Regions from separate parts of the Mus musculus genome. Here all the other regions are linked to region 4. A link is a loop called in an ENCODE intact Hi-C map of the cell type or tissue named here. Cell type or tissue: heart. All regions are shown on one strand.

Region 1 (4,000 bases), 58 kb before region 4:
TCCAAAACAACTGTTTCTCAAGCATTTTAAATAAGAACTAGGGCACCAAGAATTCCCAGGAGCCTGAGGGCCCACGAAGGAGTGTGCCAACCTCCAGGGGCCAGAGTAGCTCCACACGCGGCATAATTGCTGGTGATTAAGTAATTGCCAGACTTTGTCCAATAAAAGTCAGCACGTGACTGCACTCAGCCTCGGGGCTGTCTTCCGAAGACAATAGCCCAGTGTTCTGTCCCCAGAAGGCAGGGGCTCTGCTCTGACAAAAGCAACAGGTCCCCTCAGGGGCGGTACTCACACACAGGCTTCAGTGCCGTTGGCCACTTCGCACCTCCCTCCATTCAGGCAGGTCCCACTTGGCTGGGAGCATCTCAAGCCTGGGGGAAGGTCAGAAGAGAGAGGTCAGGCTTGGTTCTGGGCACCTAACTCCTTATAGTCCTGATGGTGGACGGAGATTAAAGCCATGGTGCCTATGCACTAGAGTTATTGGCAGTCCTGAGGGGGTGCGGGACGCGGTGGGGGGGGCGGCTTACGAATCAATGTTCTGCTCACAGTATTGTAGTCAAAAACTAGTGGGGAAAGGATAGGCTGGCTAGGTGGCAGGTGTACCGCCCCACTCATAGTGAGGCGAAGTGGACGGCAACAGAAAGACTTAGCAAATTCTCCCAAACTTCTAACCACACAGCCAAAGTGGGAGGGGATTAAGGTGCCCAGCAAAGCCCCCCGACAAGCCTCCACCCTTGCCTCAGTTCAAACACAAGATACGAGGGGACCGCAGGAGGGAGGGGGTGGCCACACTCAGCTCCCCGGATCGTGGGAAAAAGCGACAGCTGCGGAGCCCGCCACCCCGCCCTCCAACAAAGCGCCGGCCCGGGAATCAGAGCGGCCCATTGTCGCGCCAGGGCCGCCTCCTGGGGCAGCGGGGCCGCACCCGGAGACCTGCCCCGCCTACTCCGACACCCAATACCTGTTCGCAGGCATCTCCAGGGGCAGCCCCCGCCGCACCCAGGGAGGGGGTCTTAGAAACCCCACTTAGAAGGAATTCCACCCCGTTCTCGGGAAGGGGCTATTATTAATCAAGCCCCTCCCACGCCATCTTAAAGAGCTCTAAAAATTAAGCCTCGATGTAGGGCTGAGCTCGAGCGTCACATAAAACCCCACTTTTAAGGAAAGGGCAGGCAGTTCTCTCCTTCGATTACTGGGAGAAGAGTGCAGTTGGTTACTACAACAGGAGTACCCCGTTCTGTGAAGCCGGAAGGGAAATAAGGGCTCCCCTCTCCGGCTCCCGTTCCAATCAGCACAGGATTTTCAAACTTCCGAAATGAGTCAGTCCCACGCCCACCCTAGGCAGCAAGCCGCCTGCACATCGCCCCTCTTCGAAAGTTTGATTCCGGCTAGGGGACAGCGATCCCAAAACCCCATACTAGGAGTCCAGGGCACATCGTCTCTGCCCCGCTCTAAGTAAGCAACGAGAGTATAGCGCCCCTGACCTCACACTGCACCCCAACATCCGCCCTAGCACGGGCCGGAGGCAAAGAAGAATGAAAATAAATGGTCCCAAGAAGCAACAGGAAACCAAAACCGATTCGATTCAAATCGAAAAGTAGAGGCGCAAGCAGCATGTCCGCCCCCGCGGCGAGCCCCAGGAGCGTCTACCCAAGTGCGAGCCAGGGTTGGGCCTCCGGGGCCCCATACCACACTTCCAGCGTCTTTGGGCGCTATGAGAAAAGTGGGTACCCCTGGAAAGAGAAGGGTCCTCCTCACACGCCAGGACACCAGGTCCCACGGTCCCGTCCACCCGCTCTGGCTCTCAACTCTGGCAGCTGGTCCCTTACTCCTATCTACCCAAAGCGTGCGCAGGGCGCAACAGAAGTTTCTGAAAGGCGCCCGAAGTTGCGGGCTCGCGGGAGCCTACCTCTTGCGGCGAGCGCGGGCAGCAGCGTTAGGCAGAGCAAGGGCGTCAGGAGCCGTGGCATGCCTGCTCGCCAGCTGCCCGCAGCCCGGGCGGCGGCCTCTTGGGGTGGCCGGCGGGGATCGGACGTTGACGCACACCACCGGCGGTCCCGCAGGCGTCCACCCTCTGATGCCCTCTTTCCTGGCGGGTGGGCGGCGCTGGGCTCTCAGCGGCGCTGGGCCCTACAAGGCACCCGGGCTCGTTCCTTCACTGCGCTCGCACCCGCGCCCAGCGCCCGCGCCCTGCGCCCCACGCCCCTGCGCTCCCTCCCGCGGCAGAGGCACTAGTGAGGCTCTGAGCGGGCGGGCGCTCCGCCCCTATGGGGGCCCGCCCCTGCCCCGCCCCATCCCAGCGGGCTCCGCCCCTGGTTCCTGCGAACCCTTACCCCCTTGTGGACCCTGTCCCTCCCAGCGCTTTGGTGGGTTCTGCGCCTGTCCGGGCTAGGGAGCGCGTCCCGAGCCAGGATCTAAGGATCTTATGGTTCGCAAGACAAGGAGGAATGGAGGGGTGTATGGAATGGGCATCTAGGAACTACTTCTTGTTCGAAAGTTTACAGAGACCAAAAGTTTGAGCTGGCGCTGCGGAAGGATCAGGCTTTGTGTGTAGCCGCCCTCTGCGACATTTGGCCAGAATTTGCATTTCAATAGTAGAGGAGGTACGGGTCTTGTGGGAAAGGAAAGCTGCACGGGGAACCAGCTCCATCCTGGAGTTAGGTCTAGGACCGTGGGCAGGAGCAGCTGAAGTCAAGTTTGGGGGGAATCCTGGGGCAGGAGTTTAAATGTGGCGCCCTGGCAGCGTTGCGCGTGTCCTGTCCCTAGGGCTCCACTCCTGGGAGCTGTTTGGTCTCGGCTATAGGCATCAGGAGGATTGAGGCCAGGCACTCTTAGCCATGACTTCCGGAACGCTTGACCTTAAACGATGATGGCGTCGCGCCCGCAGCCTCTGTAGAAGGGAGTTCGGGGCTCCCTAAGGGAACTCCCCAAGGACTAGTGCCTTGCTGGACAGATTGCGCTCTCGATTCCCAGCAGGAACCCGAGTCTAGACGTTCCACGGTCACCCTTCTCACTGGTCCCTGGCTGTGTCCGACTTAGGTGGCCTGGGAAAGTGCAGAGTTCCAGTACAATGACTGCTAGCGTCAACACAGCCTCTCATGCTTTATCTCCACCTTGATGTTTGGACATCCTGTGCTAAGCTGCTTAGCACTGGGCGTCCAAGATGCCTTCCTTATCCCTTTGCAGTTAAAGTTCAATGGAATCTGGAACGAACAACACCTCCCCATCCTAAAACACGGTGGTGAGTTCAACAAGGAATAAGGGCCCCAGATTATATTGTCCTAGGACCCTCCCATCTCCCTTGACACACCTGTTCCTGAAAGGCACTAAAGGGCCAGTGCCAACAGCTGTCCAGCCCCCATCTCCTGCTCCTCTCAGAAACTGGCCTCAAGCCTGGGGGTTAGCAGCATGGGGTCAGTACCCGAGAGAAAAAGCGCCCAATGCTACAGAAATATTTATATAAGAGATCTGCAGCTCCAGAGAGCAGTTCCATAGAAGGAACGCCTGACTGCAAGTGCCTCTTCTGAGATGGGTCCTGAAGGCCTCTAACTGCTTATGTGTCGACTATATTCCAGCTTTGTCAGCAGGCAGCCTGACTTGGATACAAAGAAGGCCTTATCCTTCTGGAGTCTGGAGACCTGCGCTGACCTGGCGACATCTGCCTACCTGCCATCCCGTCTGTCCATGGGTGTCTGTATCTCTTCCACTGTCTTTGTCTAGCAATGAGTATGGCTGCACAGCAGACCAGCTGAACACAAACACTTGTTGGCTCTTTTTATAAGTAGAGGCCAACCACACAGGCAGGAGAACTTAGCTGTGGAACCCTGGGACAGCTGAGCCAGAAAAATGGCCTGGGTGGGGGGCAGGGCTCAAGTTCTTGGCAAGTGGGTGTGAAGCTGTTTCACACAGTAGACAGGAGATATTGGTCCTTCTAGTCCTGTGTCTACCAGGAAAAGGGCTTGGAGGGTAAAAACAACCAGCCAACCAACAGAAACAACAG
Region 2 (4,000 bases), 110 kb before region 4:
CAGGTGGAGAGAGCAGCATCCCTGTCCTTGATCTTCAAAACGGAGGGATTCTCTGGAGAAGCTCCACACAAACCTTTCGAAATCCACAGTACACATAGCTCAGTCGGGCTTGAGGATACTGTAGTAAAAGAGCCCTGTTTCCTAACTCGTATGCAGCTGAGGATTGGCCTGGGTCTCCACAGCTCCACAGGGTGGGGTCTGGAGTCACATAGTAAAAATCTCCCCATAGAGTGTCCCTGATAGCAAACTTTGCAAGACTCATGGCTGGCTGGTTCCCGGAGTCTCAGAAGGACAGCAGCACTCCATCACTTTTGATTGTAGGCATAACCCTGCTGCTTTGGCTGGGTTTATGGCACTAATACCCTTGGGTCCCTCTTTGTGCTGGACAAAGCAATGCAGAGCCACATTTGGTGCCTCCTTTGACAAGAAACAACACCAGCATAGCAGTCTCTCCCCTCACCTTCTTTATTCCTTTGCTTACATCTTTATAGACAGGATCTGGCTTAGAACTCCTGAACCTCCTGCCTTTACCGTCCTCCCCTTCGCCCCCCAGTGCTCCCAGTACTACATCTGGCTCCATGGGTTGTTTATCTGTGCTGGTGGAGATTAGCCTGTCTGGGATGACATTTTGACCATGTGTGGCCTCTAAGCACCTTCAGCATGGCCAGTGCAGATGGTGATAATGCAGGTGAGCTGGCACAGTGGGTAAGGGTGCCTGCTGCCAAGGAGGACAACCCAGGTTCAGTCCCTAGGACCCACATGGTAGAGGGAGAGACTGGCTCTCATCACTTGTCCTCTGACCTCTACATGTATGGCATGTGTTAGCACACATATACATAAGCAAATAAATACAAATAATAATACAAAGAATGTCAACTCTGTCCTTTTCATACTTCGCTTGTGTTGACTGCTAGTTAAGTGGTAACTGTGGTTTCATTGGACGAACCAAGATGTAGTATTGAAATAAATTCACCTGCTCCTTTGACCTTTTTAAGGGTTATGAAGTACTTTGAATGACCTATGTGGTTTCCGTCTTATTTCTATTGGAATGGGCTTCTCTGAATGACCCCAGGAGGCTAAGGAAGCCCTTCTCTCTCATACTGAAGATATACACAGACAGTGGAGCGAAGGACACTTGGGACAGGAAGAGAACTAGTTCTTGGGTTTGTTTTTGTTGCTATTTGGTTTGGTTTCAGTTTTTTGAGACAGGGTTTCTCCTTGTAGCCCTGGCTGTCCTGAAACTCACTCTGTAGACCAGGCTGGCCTGGAACTCAAGAAATTTACCTCCGCCTGCCTCCTGAGTGCTGGGATTAAGGGTGTGCAACACCACCACCAGGCTGTTCTCGGGTTATTTATATCTGCTTTTGTTATTTTTGAAACAGAAGTTAGCTATATAACTCAGGCTGGCCTTGAACTTATGGCAGTCCTCCTGCCTCAGCCTCTAGAGTGTTGGATTTACCATACTTGTCTGGAACTACTTACATACTTGAATGTTGAAAAGTAGGACTTAAAGTCAAGCCTGGTGGGGCATACCTGCAATCCTAGAACTCAGGAGGCTGAGGCAGAAGGATCACAAGGTTCAGCCAGCCAGAGGACGTAGTGTGCCCCTGCTTACTCACTACTGCCTAACTCACTGCCCTCTAGTAGTATATACATAATAACTATTCTTCTAAATTGAAAACAAACAAAAACATTACAAGATGGCAGATCCCTGGGGAGTGGTGGTGTCTTAGTTAAGGTTTTTATTGCTGTGATGAAACAACGACCAAAAAACAAGTTGGAGGGGAAAGGAGTTCTTAGGCTTACACTTTGACAGCACTGTTCATCACTGAAGAAAGTCAGGACAGGAACTCAGGGCAGGATCCTAGAGGCAGAAGCTGATACAGACAGAGGTCATGGAGGGGTGCTGCTTATTGGCTTGTTTCCCATGGCTTGCTCAGCCTACTTTCTTATAGAACTCAGGACCATAAGCTGGCCCTCCTCCATCAATCACTAATTAAGAAAATGTCTTACAGCCAGATCTTACAGTGGCATTTTCTCAATTATGGTTTCTTCCTCTCAGATAACTCTGTAGTTTGTGTGTCAAGTTGATGTGTTACAGCTAGCCAGCACAGATGGCATTTCATTGTGGGGGAAAGGCAGTACCTAGGGAACTGAACTGGCCTGTGTCCCTGAGAGATTTCGGCATCCAAGACATCACCTCAGCCCGAGACTGGATCAATCTATCCAGGTTGCTGTGTAAACAGCCCCACACCAGTTGGATTTCACAGGAATTTCCTTGTCCTGGAGGTCTGTGACCGGGTACCACAGGGCAAGTTGCTCCAAGACCACTCAGTTGCCTCTGCTCCCATGTCTGTATATGACCATCTTCAGTGTGTGTATGACACAGAGCTCATCTCCATACCTCTGTCTGCTTGGGATTTGGTCCTGGAGTATTTCTGTTGAGAGACAGCAGGGCCCACTGTCCTGTAATCCCCCCTAAACAAAGGAAGGCTGAGGCTGCAAGACTCTATTTTCTCTCTGGGCTGTCTAGCTGCTGGGTGCCCAATTTAGTCCTTACACTGTGCATATGTGTGTGCCTGTGCGTGTGAGCATGTATATGTATATATGGCATGTGGAAGCCAGAAGGTATCATTCTCATTCTCAGCTTGGTTTTTTAGTTTGTTTTTGAGACAGAGACTATTTTAGCCCTGGGCCTCTGTCTCCTGAATGTTGGGGTTAAACATGTGCCACAATGCCTGACTCCATCCTGGTTTTTGGGGCAGGGTCTCTCTCACTGGACCTAGTGCTTGATTGATCATTGGCTAGGCAAGTGGTGCTCCAGGATCTTGTCTCCCTCCCCACCCCAGCACAGGATTACAGATGTATGGTCATTCCAGGACAGCATGTGGATGCTGGAGATTCCAAACTCAGGTCTTTGTGCTAGTGCAGTAGGAATTTTTACTATCTGAGCCATCTCCCCAGTCCTCGGCCTTTTTGTTTTTAGTTTTTGAGACAAGGTCTCTCACTGGGACCTGCGACTCACTGATTAGACAAAAGCTAAGTAGGACTCTACCGATCTCTACCTCCCCATCTCACAGATGCTGGGATTACAGCACATGATCATACCCAACTTTTTTACATGACTCAAAATGAGGAGCTCAGGTTCATAGAACAAGGAATTTATTGAAGGTTGTCTCAAGCCAATTTATTGATTACTTTATTTGGTCCTGGGGATGAAATCCAGAGCCTTGCACAGAGTAAACAAACCCTCTACTACTAGGCTACATCTTTAGCCCTTTAAAAATATTGTTTTACATGTTTTATTTATTTCCAGTGGCTTTTAGGGGCAGATAGATGCTCCTTAAGAGTACTAGGTTTAAGTGGGTGGCGTGGTACACACCTAGAATCCCAACACTTGGGAGATTGAGGCAGGAGGATGGTGAGATTGAGGCCAACCTGGGATACCCAGCAAGATCCTGTCACAAAATAAAAGAGAACTTGTTGTGTCCATGGGACAAATTTCTGAAAGTTCCCATTTTGCTTGGATTTTTTTTTTTTTTTTTTTTTTTTTTTTTTTTTTTTTTGCTAGTTTTAGTAGACTCACAGATTGTGGAATTCTAGCATTGACGGGTCTGGGACCTTCACAGTGCCATGCAGCCTTCTGCCTTAGACGTACACAGTGCTGGACTATCCATGCAAAGTCAAATGTATAGGCATTGTCAGTCATACCCATTTCCCTGGACCCAGGAATGGCCACTCTGTTCTCTGTCTTTGTGGCTTTACTTACTGAGGACATTTCATAAAGATGAAATCATGTGGTCATTTTTGAGATGTCTTTCACGAGCCCTGTGTCCTCCTGCAGCTCACCCACATGTTAGTAGGTCTCAGAGCTTTGTTCCTTCTAATGGCTGAAAAATACTCCACTGAATGTTTACTAGGGTAGATACAAAGAGAGGTTGTGGGGTTGGCAAGTCCCCAGAGCTGTACCTGGCAAGCTGGAGACCCAAGAACAGGCAAT
Region 3 (4,000 bases), 410 kb before region 4:
AGAAACACAACTCTAATTTGTGACGCTCAAATACTCACCGGAGCAGGGTCAAACTCCCAGTGGCCAGCCCCTTAAAGATAACTGAGTCCTTCCCTTCCCTACCCTTGCCAGAAGCCAACTGTGAGGAGCTACACTACAGCATTGTTATAATTTTTAAGAGTTCTCGCTTCCTGTTTACACTGTTTCTTTTGGGAGGGAGTTGGGGAAAGAAGTTGTCACAGAAACCTTCTGATCGTTCATTCTAATTTTTTTTTTTTGAAAAAGGGTTTCTCTGTGTAGCCCTGGCTGTCCTGGAACTCACTCTGTAGACCAGGCTGGCCTCGAACTCAGAAATCTGCCTGCTTCTGCCTCCCAAGTGCTGGGATTAAAGGCATGCGCCACCACTGCCTGGCATCTCTCATTCTTAACTATAAGTCTGCAGTCATCCACACCCTGGCAGAAGAAGCCCCCTGCCCTGTGTAGTCAGCAGCAGCACAGATCAAGGAAGTCTGGCTACAGCATGGGCCATGGCATCACTATCTGTGGTGGAAAGAAAGAATATGAATTAGAAAAATGCTTCTGTGGGGTTGTTCTAAAGGACGTTTTCTTGGTTGATAATTGATGTGGGAGGGCCCCCTGTGTTGTGGATGAGGCCATCCATGGACTGATGGTCCTGGGTGCAGTGAGATAGCACAGTGAATTACTGGTGGTGGTGGCACTTGGGAGACAGAGGCAGGCAGATCTCTGAGTTTGAGTCTGGTCTACAGAGTGAGTTCCAGGGCTATGCAGAGAAAACCTGCCTCAAAAGTAAACCAAACAAGAGGGGAAGAGGGAAGAGGGAAGGAGGGAGGGAGGGAGGGAGGGAGGGAGGGAGGGAGGGAGGGAGGGAGGGAGGGAGGGAGGGAGGGAGGGAGGGAAGAAGAAGAAGAAGAAGAAGAAGAAGAAGAAGAAGAAGAGAAGAAGAAGAAGAAGAAGAAGAAGAAGAAGAAGAAGAAGAAGAAGAAGAAGAAGAAGAAGAAGAAGAGGAAAGAGGAGGAGGAGGAAGGGGAGGAGGAGGAAAGAGGAGGAGGGGAGGGGAGGGGAGAAGAAGAGGAAAGAGAAGAGGAAGCAGGACGTTTGTTTCCTCTTTGATTTTCTTTTCATTTTCTTTTTGTTTTTGTTTTTTTTTGTTTTTTTTTTTTGAGACAGGGTTTCTCTGTGTAGCCCTGGCCCCTTTTCATATTACCGAGGATCTCTAGAAGGGGGTCCAGGGTGGGAGGCTGTATCCTGAGACAGATCTTCCTTCCTTTTTCTTTTCTTTTCTTTTTTTCTTATTCTTTTTTTTTTTTTTTTTTTTTTTGAGGCAGATCTTTCAACCTGTTCTTGGTGCCTCTTGGTGCCTCAAAGTTGGGTTTTACCTGAAGTGGAGGGGAATCCAGGTCTACCTATTGAACATCACCTGAGATTTCAGCCACTCCCTTCTGTCTCTCTCAGCCAACTGTAAATAGTTCTGCCTTCTAGCAAGGTTCTGAGTTGTATTCTAAGAAAAGAGCCTGCGGTCAGCATGGGAGTTCTTGGCCTGCCAGAGGGCCTAGGAGGACCACTTGGGGACTTGCCCTAAGGGCTGGCCAGAGGTCCAGGCTCAGCCACCAGGAGGCGCATCTGGTCTGAGCTGGGGTTAGCCTAAGGCGTCAGTCTCTGCTGGCATGGGGCTGGTGGAGATCTCAGCTCTATCCATAGTTGTCTCTGAACTGCTATACGGCCAGCTCATGCACTTCAGCACTGTTCCTCTCACCTAGGGTCACTGAACATCCCAGCATATTGCTTCATGTCACCCCAGTTTATTTCCATTTACCTCATTTCACCTTGGCTCACCTCTGAGTACCTCAGTTCACTCGGATCACCTAGTTCTTTGTGCTTCAGTTTACTTCCAATCTAGAAAGATGGAATATGGGGCCTTCAGTGAGTAGCATCCATGCTGGACCCTGACTTGGGGACCTCAGCAAGATGGTGGGTTCTGACTACAGAAGTCCGGGCTTCCTTGGAGCACCCAGGGGAATTTTTGGATGGGGGGTGATGGTGAACACCAAGCCTAACAGGGCTTATACCCCTGTCACAGATGACTAGGGTGGAGTCAGTTAGAAGGCAGGGGTGTGGGAGTACTGAGCGACACCACGCTGCAGGTCCCCACAGCTCCTGAGTGCTCTGACTCAGTGGGTTGGGTCCCCATCTGACCTCTAGAGGGCCTGCTTCCCGGAGACCCCAGTGAGAGGGTCTCACACCTCAAGAGCTCAGTCTGAGCTTGCTACTTTTGGAAGAGCTAAAGGAGACTGGAGCAGTTTTCTGATAAGAACACTAGGGGGCAGTCTTGTGCTTTCTTTCCACTTTTCGCCCTGTAAAGAGAGGTGCAGTGGAGGAATGGGAGTGGTAGTGACAAAGCAGGTGACAGCTCCTCTGTGCAGCACCCCAGTTGTGCAGGGGAGTAGCCCACACTGCTTTATTATGAAAGGAGGAGCTATCCTGTGGATGGCTACAGGCTTTCTTGCACACCTGCAAAGATCACTCCCAGGCTCCTAAGGTTCATCTCCTGGCATACATGCGCATGCACGCACACAGACACATAGACACAGACACACACAGACACACACACAGACACACACACACATAGACATAGACACACACACACCGACACACACACACAGACACACATACCTTTCCCAGATGAGGAGATGGAGGACACACATGTGGAGAAGCTGGTGGCTGGAGTGCAGGGCTTACACTCAGTTATCTGTGGTGGAAACAAGGCAGGGCCAGGTTCCTCCAGGATGCTCACGGTGTTCTCCATCTCGGTGGACACAGAGGACACAAGTGTTAGACCATCTGTCCAATGAGGTGAGTGTGGCTGGTTCACACAGGCTGCTGGGCACAGAGGGCCAGGAGCAACTGTTAGTGGTAAAGCCTGTGTTGGTAGATAAGAGAACTGCTACATTCTCAGTGGCCCAGCACGTGTGCAAGGAGACCTCCTGGCTCCTAGCCACTGTTGGTGCAATTGTCACAGGCAGACGTGGAAATCAACTCCACAATCCTGTGACTGGCTGGGCTTGTTCTCACCTGGAGTGTTGGCTGCAGCGTGGACCAAGGTGCTCATACTCCTATGCACTTCTGTCACCAGCTGCATCTCAGCAAACATCTGTTGGTCAGATAGGTCTTCAGCATAGAGAAGGTCTTGGCACCCCAGGTGCTCCTAGGGTTCTGAGAAGTTCCGTTAGGTCTGAACAATCTGAATAGCCTCTTACAAGGACATGGTGGGCCAATGAAAGAGTTGGAGTGAGGCTGAGGTCCAGTTGGTAGAGAGCTGGCTTAGCATCCATGAAGCCCCAGGTTCAACTCCAATGATGCGTAAACTGGGTGTGGTGGCACATGGTTATAATCCCATAGCACTCCAGAGGTTGAGGCAGAAGAGTCAGGAGTTCGAGGCTATCCTCACCTACATATTGAGTTCAAAGCAAGCCTGGGCTACAAGGGACCCTGTCTCTTTGAAGAAAAAAAAAAACATAATAATGAAAAACAGACTGTATCTTTAAATTACAGAGGGGTTTACCTGTTGGAGCAGTTTTAGGATTACCTCATCCTTTCCCAAAGTTCACAGCGCCACAAAGGTCCTCTTGATGTTGTACAGTCTGAGGGTTTGTGGGTTTGACAGGGGTGTGTGATATATGTCAATCACAGGGCTCCAAGAGCATTGCACAACCATAAACTCTGGGCCTGCTACTCATCTCTTGTGGCCTTTGCTCCAGGTTTATTTTATTTTGAGGCAGGGTTTCTCTGTGTAGCCCTGGATGACCTGGAACTAGCTCTGTAGTCCAGACTGGCCTCGGACTCAGAGAGTTTCCTGCTTCTTTAAGTTGCATTCTTTCCAGCCAGGTTGGGGAGGGGCCCACACTGTTCTTACAGAAAGACACAGAGCAGGAAGTAAGGGACTTACACCCGTGAGTACAGGCAAGCCAAGAGCAGAGCATCTATGACTTAGCCATGTCCTGTC
Region 4 (4,000 bases):
TGTCTTTGAGACCCTTTCCCCCTACTGGGCTACCTCATCTGACCTCTTAGGAGAGAATGCTCCTAGTCTTACTGCGACTTGATACACCAGGGCTGTTTGATAACCATGGGAGGAGGAGGAGATGAGGGAGTGGGGAGGCCTGAAAGGAGAGGACAGAGGGACATTTCAGTAGGAGTGTAAATTTAATTAATTAATTAATACGATAATTCATGTGCTTTGCATGTTTGTTGGGTCATGTGACCTAGGTCTGGCTAGGCATGTTGAATGTCGGAGATCAGAGAGATCCATCAGGATATAAGGGCAAGAGGTTGAGGGTAAGCGGAGTAACAGAGAACAGAGAGGCCCAGGGTCCTTTGTGAGTCTAAGCCCAGGGTCTGGGCTGAACCTCAGAGCTGGTCAGACTGGATGAGAAGGGCTGGGGACAGTGAGGAACTGAGCCACCTGGGGCTGCTTGCCCAGCAACCAAGGTCAGCTTCAAGTCACCTCTCCACTTCACTTGTGAATAACAGCTCTTCCCATCCCGAGGGAGCCTGTGGCCACCAGACACCTGCTTTCTCCCTGTTCCCACAGTTCTTGCCTTCCCTCCACAGTCTGTCTTGGTACCTTATTGGGGCTCGCCAGACTCCATTGGCTTCTAAAGGCTCTCGGGGACACTGAGGCATGCCACCCAGGCTACAGTCCCAGGGCTATAGACCTGCTTTCAGTACTGTGAATGCCAGGTGTGCAGCTGGAAGCCTGCAGCCAGACACCCTGAAGTTAGGTTAGTATCCTGAAACCTAGACACCACAGATCTCTGGACAAAGCCTGTAGGCTGCCCTCCCCAGCCTTTGTACCCGAGTGCAGAGTACAGAGCCCTAAAGGGCCTTCAAGTGCTGTGAGGGTGGACACTGCACCGTGCCTCTACTTAACAGAGCTCCGTGTGCAGGCTCAGGTGTGACCTGCCTCTTGTAGGGACCCTGGAGACTGAGGTCCTCACTGGATACTGCACCCACCCACTGCCCGTCCTGTACCCTGGTTTCTCTGACAACCCAGTTACCTGTTGCTGGGGGTCAGACGTGTCTGTTGCCAGGGCCAGGGATGGAGCTGAGCAGAGGCAGTAAGGCAGAACAGGGATGTCCCAGCCCACTCTTCTGGACACACAAAGGCCTGCTGACCATCCATATGCTGCTGCTTTGATTTGTTGGGGCGGGGGCTGGAATTGGCTGACATGCTCCAACCTATCGACCTTGGCACAATGGAGCACCCTGCAGGCAGGCTTGCGTATCCTTGTGCCCCATTACCTTCTCAGAGCCCCTTCAACTGGGCTACAAGCATCCCAGCTGCTGCAAGCCAAAGGAGTTATTACTCAGCACTCATGCTTTGCTGGCTGAACAAGAGGTGTTCGGTGAGGGGCTAACGAGGGGATGTCAGGGAATGGAAACTGAGAGCAGCATCAGCCCCAGAGGATGAAGCATGGCTTCCTGCTGGCCTCAGGAGCTCCAACACAAATGCCTTGTCTTCATCTGTGTCTGCCTTGCCAAAGTCCTCTCCAGTCCACAGTAGCACTAGTATGGACCCACCTGTGGTCCTGTGCTGACTTCCAGTCAGGACCGTCAAGTTCCTCGTCTCTGAGAATGGGGAGCTCCCATCTGAGGGGAGGTTGCAGAGGAGGCCTGGACTAAGAGTGGGGAACCCTCCTTGCCTCTTTTAGGAGAGCTTCCTCCTTCTCCTCCCCTCAAACTTGTCTTTACCCCTCCCCCACAAACCTTCCTAGTCTTCAAGCAGCTGGTATCCCTTGGTAGGCCATGAGGATACTGAAGGGTTTTCGGAGGCCTGGATATTGATGGCCATTGGGTCTAGGGTGGGAGAGAAGCTGAGGAAGGTACAGGGTCCAGACAAACTGTGGGTACCTGGAAGAGTGGGATCACACATACCTATGTACACAGGCTACATCCATGACCGTTTCTAAAGCCACATTGTCCCCTTGTGGTCACCTTGTGGTTCTGCATCATCTGGGATTCCTCCCAGACCAGAAGTGAAATAAATACGAGGTGCTCAGAGCAGGCTGGCAAGAACTCTGGCCACTTGGGGTTTACAGGGACGGAGGAAGGGAAGGAGCTGGGGAGCCCCTTGCTCTAAACACTGTGGTTTGAACTCAGAGCCTGTGTTTTTGACCTGGAAACCTACACTTCCCTCATCCACCCCAGGGTTGGAAGGAGAGGACTCAGGACCTCTCCAGAGAAGCAGGGCCAGGGCCAACAGGGGTAGGTAGGGACCTGCTCCTCCCCACGATCCAGGCCGGTGGGGAAGGAATGGCAGGGCTGCCACCTCCAAGGACTGCAGACGAGGAGATTGCATACCAATAAAGCAGAAAGAAAACAAGTAGATAGAACTGAGATTAGAATGGACCAAGAGGGAGCTGGGGAGGGGAGGACCGGAGTTTACATCCCAGAACCAGCATGGCAGCTCACAGCTGCCTGTGACTCCAGTTCCAGGGACCCAGCACCTCTCATACAGACAGACATGCAGGCAAAACACCAATGCATATAGAAATGAACGAGTTTTTAAAAAATAAATAAATAAATAAATAAATAAATAAATAAATAAATAAATAAAATGGACTAACAAGCAAGTCAATGTAACACAGTTAAATCTGGACAGACTTGTAAAAAGATAGCTCTCAGAATAAACCAAGGAAGAGACATACTCCACCAAAGTCAGGCTCCAAAGATGGAGCGTTGGCTCACACTCAACAAGCACCAGGAAAGCAGTGTTTCAGTCAGGAGCCACTTTGGGGTCAGCACTCGGGAGGAAAGGGCGAGAGGAGAGCCCATGGTTAGCCCAGGGGCATCATGAGATGGGGAGAGAAAGTGGAAACAGGGAAAATAATGTGTTAGAGTTCTGAAATACCTGATGATCAAAAATTTGGCAACTCAGATGACATAAAAATTCCTCGAAGGACAAAAGTCACTAACACAAGAAGAAAAGCAACAGAAAAATCCTGCACCTACGAAAGTTCAATTTATAATCAAACTTGGTACACTGCCTGCCTGGCACGCATGAAGCACTAGGTTTGATTCCCAGTGCCACATAACACAAAACCAAAACCAAAACAAGCAGAGGACAGGGTGAGATGGCTCAGGCTAAAGGTGCTTGCCACCAAGATCTAGGATCTATGTCTAACACAGTGGGAAGGATCCTGTTCCATCCCTGAGACCCACAGGTTCTCAGGAAAATTAGAACTGACTCCCAGAAGTTGTCCTCTGACCTCCATATGAGCATGATCTCACACACGCGCATGTGCGCACACACAGGAACACACACACAATACATACTCACACACATGCACACACTCACATGCACATACACACACATACACCCACACTCACACATACACACACTCACACACACACTCACATGATAAATTTGATTGCAGTACTGCAGTCCCAGTGCCAGGCGAGTGGGAAGAGCAACTGTGGGACCAGCCTGGGCTACAAGAAAGTATGCCAAAAAAGGTGGTCACAGGACAGTCAGGCTGAAAAGAGGCTTCATTGGTTAAGAGTGTGCACTACTCTTGGAGAAGACCCAGGAGATCTGAGGTCCCCTCAAGCAACTACACTCATCGACACATACCCCCATACAGCTTAAAATAAAAGTAAACCTTACCCCTAGCCCCTCACCACCTTCCGCAGGAAGGAGAACCAGCCCTGAGGTCATGAGAGTGGGTGAGGTGCCCTTCTCCCTCACCTCTGTAACAGTTGGGAGATCAGGCCCTTCACCTCTGGCTCTGGTGGAGGGGGTTTAGGAGAGCTGGCCTGGAGGGCAAGTGTGTAGGTGACCTGGTTTCACCAAACACTGGTACGAGGAGTCTTGAGTAAGGGTGGGTGTGGGTGTCTCCCCCCACCCCATCTCTCACCATCTGCAGTATCTGAAAGAGCTGACCCTGGGGTCCTGAGAGCAGGAGAGCTAGACCTGCTCCCTCATTGGCTATAGCAGTTTGGAGAGCAGGCCCTGCACCTTG
Region 5 (4,000 bases), 150 kb before region 4:
TGTCTTATTTTCCATTTCCAAGTCTTAGGCATTCTCTATTCGGATCCATTCACATAGCCCCTGGGTAGCTAGTTCTTTTATATCTATTTATGTAGATGGTGGCTCACGATAGCCCAGACTGGCCTTGAACTTGTGATGATCCAACCTCAAGTCTTTTAAGATCTGGGATTACTAGCAAGAGCCACCATGCCTGGCTCAGTTTGCTCTTGGCCTGATGAGATGAGGGCCTCTGATGACAGCCCCAGAGCTCCCTCCCCCTCCCCCCTGAAAGCCCTACCTGCTTCTGATGTCCTTGGTGCGGATGGGGGCCAGAAGGCTGAAAGATCTGGCTGAGTGAATGGAGTGATCGTCACCAGCCAAGGGGCTCCGGGGTCTGCTAGGGCCCAGGTTGCTGTGGGCCCTGACCAGTCTGGTCTGCATGCGGAGCTTGTAGTCCGTGTGCTCGGGGTCAACCTTGTTTGCTGTTCTCAGGGAGCTGGAGGCTATGCTGAGGTCCATAGCTGGTGGTGTGTGTGAGGCATGCAAACTTGCCAACCTGGAGGGGGGCCCACCTGAGGCAGCATCTCTGTGCAGGAGGTCCAAGGAGGTGCTGATCATTCCAGAAAGACAGTCACTCCACAAGGATGGGCTCCCTCCCTCACTGCCTGTGGCCCTTCGGGACTTAGGTATCTCCTGCAAGGATGTGCTGAGGCAGGGCAGGGGACGGCTGTAGGCAGGGGACTGGGCTACTGAGTCTTGCAAGGAGCCCCTGCAGGGACTGGCCCCATTCTGGACAGTCAGATCCTCCTGACTACCCCGGAAACGCCTCCTTCTCCAGCCCTTGTCATCGAGGGACAGGGTTCGCTCCAACTTGGGTCTAATGGGTGGCTGTGGGGTGATGAGATTTGCCTTAGTTTGTGGGTTCTGGTTGCTTGTTTTTGCTGGAATGCTGAAAGGAGGCATGGGGTTTGTCTCTGAACCCTGAGAGTCAGAGGCTGGTAAGAAGCCTGGTGTTGGGATGAGCTTCTTTTCCGTGTTCGGAGGCTGTCCCTGGAGCATTCTGCCTTCTAGCTGCCCAGGTGCCTCAGTGTGACGCAGGCAAGCTGACTTGGATGGCATAGTCCAGACCTGGCCAGCCCTGACCCCCTCAGCCTGGCCCTCCTAAGGAAAGGGATCCTCCCTGGGAGGTTAACAAGCAACTCTTGTTGTCAAGGATGCACGTCAGAGTTCGCCAGCTCGATGCCATGAAAACTCGAGTGGCTCCCTTTGTGGCATGGGGCGGTCCTTTTGGAGGAGGGCCTGTAGCTGCATGGCTGGAGACTTGAGAGTTCTCACCGATGCCTGAGGAAACGCAGAAAAATCTCTTGGCTCCCCGAAGTCAGCTCGCTAGTCTTAAAAGCGACTTCGTGAGAACAGGCGCCAGGGGGTCGGGGCTGCACTTCACGGAGCTGCACAAGTCTGTCCAGCACCCCCGGCCAGCCCTCCACCCCGCCGAGGCAGAGTAGGGCAGCGCGCTCAGCGTCCTAGGCTCACCTGCGCCCTCCGTTCGGCAGCAGACCCGCCGCCGGACGCCCGAGGTCTGATTCAGCCGGGCCCAGCGCTGGCGGAGGCGGACCTAGGCCAGTCACGGTGGCAGCTGGAACAACGACTGCGGCCCCGTGCCTCGGCCCCCGCCCCCGCCCAGGGTTCGCCCCAGCTCAGTCTAGTGGTCACCCTGGCTCAGGTTCCGTTCTGTAGTCTTCCGGAGAACTGCCCGGCCCAAGACCCTATCGCCGCCACAGCGCCCTCTCGCGGCCGGAGGACCACAGCCCGGTGCCTGGAAGCCACGCCCGACACGAGCTCCCGCCCTGCCAAGCCGCGGCAGGACCAGGCACAGGCAGTCACACCCAATAGCTGCCCAAGGCTCTACCAACACTAAAGATCTCGCTGGTCTGCCCCTCAAAACACAAAGGAAGCCATAAATTAAGTTACTTGAGAGCCCAAAATATTTTATTTAACAATGTGAATTTTGGAAAAATAGCAGCTCCCAGGGAGGAAGCTTCTTGAATCCAAAGTGGTTGGCAGTCAACACAGAGCCTGGGCAGGGTTGAACCAGAGGCAAGGGTCCTGCCTGGTCCCAGCAAGGACACAAGTTGCTACTGACCCACAGGGACAGGCCTTTCTTAATGACAGGAACAGGAGGGTCCAAGTACACTCATCTATGGAACGTCCTGGAAGCCATTCTGTGAGTCTTTCCTAGATGATGCAAGGAACCAGAAAACCGGGAAGGGCTGTACTAATTCCATGTTCTACAATTTCTAAATTTAATACCAAACAAACCATTTATGTTTTCTACCTGCTGATTTTTAAATATTTAACTCTCTTTCCCTTCCTCTTTAGAGTGTAAGGATAGTTTTAGGAACAGTCAGTGAAGCCTTAAAGCTTTGACTCTTATGTGGTGGCAGCTCCTTGAAGTGATATGGGTGAGCCAGTGAGTCGCTGCTGAAGGTCCCTGGTGGGCTTTGGGGTAGAGATGCAAGGTTCCAGAGTGTGCGCTAGGACACCGTAAGCCACTCCAAGATACCACCAAGGCTTTAAGTGCTGTCTGCAGGTGACATTGAGTCAGCTAGAGGGCTCCATACAGACTCCTGGCTAGGAGGGCAGTACGTTGCAGCACACAGCCAGTTTTTGACCTGGTTAATCAGATCAGCAGCTTCAGAATATCAGCTCCCTGGGGCTCTCCCCAGTGACTGAGCCATGACGGAAAGCTCGGAGCAAAAAAAAAACGCACCCAGCACTAATGAGGCCACAGAAAATGGAGTGAGGCTGGAAATGTTGGAGAGACATGCCCTTGTAACCACTTCCTCCCCAGCCTGGGAGCCGCTGCCATCTGGTGACCCTTTGAGGAGCTGGCATGTACTCCCCAGTTCACAGGACAAGGCACAGTTGCCCAGTGCAGTTTGAGGCTCCTCTTAGGCCAGACATCCCAGCAGTCAGTCCTCTCCAGGTAAGCAGACAGCCTTCTCAGTAGCCTAAGGATCCCTGGTTGGTTTGCACCATTTCTCAGGTGAGAAAGGCCTTGGTGTCCAAGTAACTGTGCTCTCCTGTAGTGAATCCCTGCCTAGCCTCTCTGCGGGGATATTCTCAAGTGGCTCAAACCTTAATTTGTCTAAAGTGACTAAAAAAGAAACATTGTTCTTTTACATAAAAGACTTTGAATTAGATTCATTCTATCCAGCATTTGAAAGGAACCTTGAAATCAATTTTTCAATCATTCATATACATAGGCTGCAAGGAAGGAGACACACAGTATGACCGGCTCTGAGTTACTGCCATGTCCATCTGGGATCCACGAGACCTGAGGCAGCTAGTTGGTTCTTGGTGAAGAACAGTTATCTAATCATCTCAGGGTTCCAAATAAGAATCCAGCAGCAATCCTAGTTCAATGCCGCATATTTTCTTTGGCCAATCCTCCCTGGCCTTGAATTTCCCGAGGTGACAGAAGCCTAGAACAAAAGGAACAGCAATGACCTACATGTGTCCATGCCCAGAGGCTGTCCAGCGATGGAGCTACAGGATAACCCCACAGATCAATAACAAATGGGCAGACTCTGTGTTAGCTTCAAGTGTAAGCAAGACCTTCTGTATGTGCCAAGTTCCTGCTGCTCAGCATTTCCTAGCCCACAGCACTGCAGACATGATTTGTTTTTGTTCTGCCAATTCTGTCAAGGTCAAAAGAGCTGAGTTAGCACTACAGAGCGGGGGGGGGGGGGGGGGAGGGGGGGGCAGCTAAGGGTTCACTGAGTGCAAGGGTGGCCAGTGGCCTATAATTTTCTACTCCTGAAAGCACAAGGACGCTGCATGCCACGAGAGAACACTGCATATATTCTTCCTCCCTCACTAGACCTTACTGGGATCTAATCCAAGAAATCTGTCAGAACTATTCAACCACAAGCTCAAAAGAAAAATGAGATCTTGGAGTTGAAAATATGGACAAAAATGTTGATATCAGCAGCCTCATCTGCACAGGGCTTAGCACAGG
Region 6 (4,000 bases), 87 kb before region 4:
ATTGAAGCCCACGGGGCAGGTACATGTGTAGCTGTCCACACAGTCAGTGCAATTGGCACCATTTTGGCAGGGATTGCTGGCACATTCATTGATGTCCTCCTCACAGAAGGCACCCTGGAAGCCGGGCAGGCAGTCGCAGAAGGCTGTGTTGATGCCATCGGTGCAGGAACCCCCATTGTGACACGGGTCTGGAGGGACAGAAAGATGAGCCTTAGGTGGCCACTGGCCATGCTTCGGGGACCTGATGCTGAGAAGGTGGTATGGGGTGGCAAGTGCTCACAGCAAGCCTTGATGACAGTAGTCAACAGGGGCCCATCCCAGCACTGAGCCTGGAATCTGCTCCGCATACACTTTTTCCCTCAGGCCCAAGGCAGTCATAGGGAAGCCCATTCCCCTACACACACACTGATGGTGCCAGGCAGAACCTCCCTCAATCTCTCTCTGCCTTTAGCTTTGACTCAGGATGCAGGGCATCTCTAAAGCCCTACACAACTCAATGGGTCCTGACAAGGGCCGAGTGTCAAGGTTGAATACAACTAGGCCCCATGCCATCATTTTGAAGTGCCTGGTGCCTCTGCTCCATATCACTCAATTGGGCTGGGAAATCTAGCAGCAAAGCCCGTGAGAAGCACACACTGATGCTCAACAGCCTCCTCCTGGCCTGTCTAGCCTCTGGCCTGTCTCTTTTTAAGGCACAGGCAAGTGGACTAAGCTGAGGGCACAGCTATCCACAGTCCTTCATGACTGCCGGGCACCAGGGCTATTTTCCACCTCAGACTCTCAGCAGCTCCCTGTCATGTGTGCTTAGGAACAGAGGCACCGAAACATAGGATGGACAGAGCTGGGTACCACTTACTGGGGCGGCAGTCATCGATGTCACTCTCACAGTTGCGACCTGTATAGCCGGCCTGGCAGAGGCAGCGGTAGCTGCCATTGGTGTTCTGGCAGGAGGCCCCATGGCGACATGGGCTTTTCACACACTCATTGATGTCAACCTCGCAGGTTTGACCTGTGAAGACAAAAACTCATTTGGTTACCTGCCCCCACCCTCTGAGCCTCTGTCCTAGCTGGTCTGTTTATCTCCAGTGCTTCTCCCCTGACCTCTGGGCAACAGAAGGATATGGAGTTGGAATGGGAAGGACCATCTCCTGCTCCCAGAGCTTCCCAGAGCTTCCCAGAGCAGGTAGCTCAGCATTGATGGGCTCCTTTCTCGAGACTGCCCCACAGGCTGGCCAGGGCCCCTGACTTCCCATCCACCATCCTTGTCCCAGCCTGGTGGGACCAGGCAAGCCTCACCTTGCCAGCCTGTGGGACAGACACAGGAAAAACTCTCATAGTCTTCAGACTCCTTGCATACCCCGCTGTTTTTGCAGGGGCTGGTAGCACATGGGGCCAACACCACCTCACACGTGGCTCCTAGAAAGAAAGATTTGTAGAAGATAGAACCCAGTGAGCCTGGCCCATAGGGTCTTCCATAAAGGGGGGCGGGGGGTAGGTATAGGAGATGCTGTATGATTGGCCAGCCAGACTCTGATCCCGGGAGGAATGACGATTACTGACAGGAGGTTAGAGATAAAGCAGAATCAAGTTTCTCTCTTAAGTCACTTTTTTTTTTTTTTTTTAACGAGCATAGTATATTGCATGCAGGTGTGTAAGAGTGTATGCAGAAGGAGAGACGGATATCAGGTGTCCTCTACCAACCCCGCATCTTATTCCTTTGAGACAGAGTCTCACTGAATCAGACGCTTTGCCATCTTAGCTAGGCTGGCCAGCCAGAGAGCTCTCAAGATGTCTCTGCTCCCAAATGTTGGGGTTATGGGCATTTAGAGGTACCCTGTTTTCATGAAACAGGCTTCATGTTTCCACAAGCACTCTTTCTCCATGAGCCATCTATGTAGTCCCGGAAGCCATCTCTCATCTCCCAAATGCTCCACGATGAAGCCTGGGCCTTGCCCAACCAGAAAACCTCAAAACAAGACCCTACTATAACAGGTGGTTGAGCCTGGAGGAACCTGGCCTGCTCCCCATTCCAGGAAAATCCTTGAGCTGATTCTGAAGCTTTAGGTCACAGCAGGCTCACTCCTGAGACAGAGCTACTGTGGCTACCCCAAGCATATCCTACTTGGGGAACATGGGGTGCAGCCTCACACTAGGGCAGTGAAATCTGATAACCGCTTGGGGGAGCCACGAGTAACCCAGGTGACTCTCCTTGCAATCCCAGTTAGCTTTCCTGTTTATGGCCATGGTTGGCTCCAGGAGCTAAGCAAGGAAACCTTATCTTCCTTGTCTCCCACCATGTCCCCAGCCCACTGGTGAGACTCTCCAGGGCCTCTCTCTCTATCGGTTTCCACGGTGACCTGGGCAGACAGGAACTTTGACAGAGTTTCCGACAATTGTGCAAAGGGAAGCAGGAAGCTGGTCAGCGCGGCTTGACTCCTCCCGCTAGCCCCGATAGCAGCAAGACCAAAAGGAACATGGGGTGTGCCTGGCTGCTGACAGTTTCCTCACTGACCAACACAGGAGACAAAATCCAGGCCCTTTAACTTTGTCAAAGAAAACAGCATCCTGCCAGGCATCATAGGAACACTGGAAGGGCCTCCACCTTCACAGACCCACTTGCTATGTCCAGAACCTAGCAGCAGCAGCATGAAGCCACCAGTACTCTGTGGCAGTATTTGGAGCTGCAGGGTTGGGGGCCATGTGGTCACGGCTTTCATGTTCAATGCACATCTCTCCTGCAGGGGGTCTATTTCTCGCCATTCCTCAGGCAGTGCCCATGGCAGGAGCTGCCTCTGTTCATCTAACAGAGGGCTCCTTGTCTCCTCACACAAAGAAGCTGCCATCAAAGGAATCCCAGGCCCAGCCAGCAGAGGAGGGCAGCCAGGGCCCCCAGAGGCACAGGCAAAGTGGACCCTGATCCATGCAGTACCTACCAGTCAGCCTCCCAGACTTTCTCTGGAGGAGTCCAGTGCTCACCTCACTCCAGACATACCAGATAAACACCCGGACACACGGCCTGGAGCTTCCTCCTAGGCATCCTCTGTGTTTGCCCATCTGGTGACTATCCCCAGGCCCAGGAGGCCTGGGCTGTAGCCTGGGCTCAGAGCCTTCCTGCTTAACTACAGTTCCAGTCTGAGGACCTAAGACCCTCAGCGAGGAACAGAACCTTCTTCAGTGCCTGGTAAGCCCATATACTCTTAGCTCCACTAGCTACCACCAGAGCCAATTCCAGTCCCTGGCTGTTCGTACCTGTATATGGCAGAGGACAGTTGCACTTGTATCCAGCGACATCATCAATGCAGGTCCCCTGGTTCAGGCAGGGGTTGGAGGCACATTCGTTGATGTTGGTCTGGCAATTAGGGCCTGTAAGGAAGTTGAGCAAGAGGAGGTGGGCCAGAGCCTCTGCCCTATGCCTTTCCTCAAGAGAACTAGGATCTCTGCCTGAGAAATGCTAGCTCATCAGGTGGACCGAGAAAGAGACCAAAGGGAGGACCCATTCTGCTGTGTCACCCGCCACACTTACCACTGAAGCCTTCTCGGCAGGTGCATACGTAGCCACTGGTCATGTCCTTGCAGGTGCCACCGTTGACACAAGGGTTGGACTCACACTCGTTGTTGTTGATGTCACAGTTTGTTCCACTCCACCCAGGGGCACAGTCACACTTGTACCTACGGAGAGGCCTGAGCTGTAGCCTGGGCTCAGAGCTCTCCTGCTAAACTACAGTTCCAGTCTGAGGACAAGGCCACATCATCCACTGGGCTGGAGGTACCCACCTGGCCCAAGACCGTGCAAGGGTTCCAGACTGGAACAATGCCACCTTGACAATGCTGACCCTCTGTATAAAACTTTAATAGTTTTAACGGAGACCTTAGTAATCTCCTCGTCCCCCACACACTGACAAAGGGCTGCTGTCACCACAGTATCAGACAACTGTTTCAGCAGCCACAGTGTGCTTAGAGTCTATATCCTGAGCTGATGCTAGCCAATGAGGATACAGCC

Evidence for each region. A loop is a pair of places that touch in the nucleus more often than their neighbours do. Peaks named below come from ENCODE experiments on the same cell type or tissue, not always from the same donor. Only the 100,000 strongest peaks of a DNase experiment are listed, where the experiment ranks them.
Region 1: a loop joins it to region 4, with 2.7 times the contacts of the local background. A loop is called at or near these places in 3 of 42 quality-filtered maps.
Region 2: it touches region 4 in a loop (3-fold over the local background); 40 of 42 quality-filtered maps call a loop at or near these places.
Region 3: a loop joins it to region 4, with 4 times the contacts of the local background. A loop is called at or near these places in 12 of 42 quality-filtered maps.
Region 5: a loop joins it to region 4, with 4 times the contacts of the local background. A loop is called at or near these places in 2 of 42 quality-filtered maps.
Region 6: it touches region 4 in a loop (4-fold over the local background); 4 of 42 quality-filtered maps call a loop at or near these places.

What each region holds. Positions count from the first base shown.
Region 1 is chr2:26,501,589-26,505,588 of GRCm38, forward strand. It overlaps Notch1 (notch 1), which reads right to left and starts at 2,234. Exons shown (of 34, transcript NM_008714.3): 1 at 1,910-2,234; 2 at 293-371. The coding sequence starts at 1,970. It overlaps Gm35978 (predicted gene, 35978), which reads left to right and starts at 2,339. Exons shown (of 2, transcript NR_132655.1): 1 at 2,339-3,241; 2 at 3,576-3,759. In heart, a CTCF peak has its summit at 2,230; DNase peaks (open chromatin) are centred at 303, 883, 2,273, 2,873 and 3 weaker places; H3K4me3 peaks cover 3,249 bases; H3K27ac peaks cover 3,435 bases; H3K27me3 peaks cover 1,753 bases.
Region 2 is chr2:26,451,398-26,455,397 of GRCm38, forward strand. The region is part of intron 1 of 0610009E02Rik (RIKEN cDNA 0610009E02 gene); the gene reads left to right. Among named protein-coding and RNA genes, the nearest start is that of 0610009E02Rik, 7.5 kb to the left of the region's middle. In heart, no CTCF peak of the experiment used is centred here; no DNase peak of the experiment used is centred here; H3K27ac peaks cover 114 bases.
Region 3 is chr2:26,151,875-26,155,874 of GRCm38, forward strand. No RefSeq gene overlaps it. Among named protein-coding and RNA genes, the nearest start is that of Tmem250-ps, 13 kb to the left of the region's middle. In heart, CTCF peaks have their summits at 1,607 (motif pointing right) and 2,304 (motif pointing right); no DNase peak of the experiment used is centred here.
Region 4 is chr2:26,559,873-26,563,872 of GRCm38, forward strand. No RefSeq gene overlaps it. Among named protein-coding and RNA genes, the nearest start is that of Gm36171, 6.7 kb to the left of the region's middle. In heart, a CTCF peak has its summit at 1,971 (motif pointing left); a DNase peak (open chromatin) is centred at 1,959; H3K27ac peaks cover 1,793 bases; H3K27me3 peaks cover 298 bases.
Region 5 is chr2:26,407,490-26,411,489 of GRCm38, forward strand. Inpp5e (inositol polyphosphate-5-phosphatase E) reads right to left here and starts at 1,730. Exons shown (of 10, transcript NM_033134.3): 1 at 278-1,730. The coding sequence starts at 1,098. Sec16a (SEC16 homolog A, endoplasmic reticulum export factor) reads right to left here. Exons shown (of 30, transcript NM_153125.2): 30 at 1,942-3,464. The coding sequence ends at 3,396. In heart, a CTCF peak has its summit at 1,770 (motif pointing left); a DNase peak (open chromatin) is centred at 1,812; H3K4me3 peaks cover 2,114 bases; H3K27ac peaks cover 1,426 bases.
Region 6 is chr2:26,472,825-26,476,824 of GRCm38, forward strand. Notch1 (notch 1) reads right to left here. Exons shown (of 34, transcript NM_008714.3): 14 at 3,524-3,669; 15 at 3,250-3,363; 16 at 1,297-1,416; 17 at 857-1,009; 18 at 1-188. Among named protein-coding and RNA genes, the nearest start is that of Mir6996, 4.7 kb to the left of the region's middle. In heart, a CTCF peak has its summit at 2,168; DNase peaks (open chromatin) are centred at 2,387, 3,027 and 3,397; H3K4me3 peaks cover 1,053 bases; H3K27ac peaks cover 3,518 bases.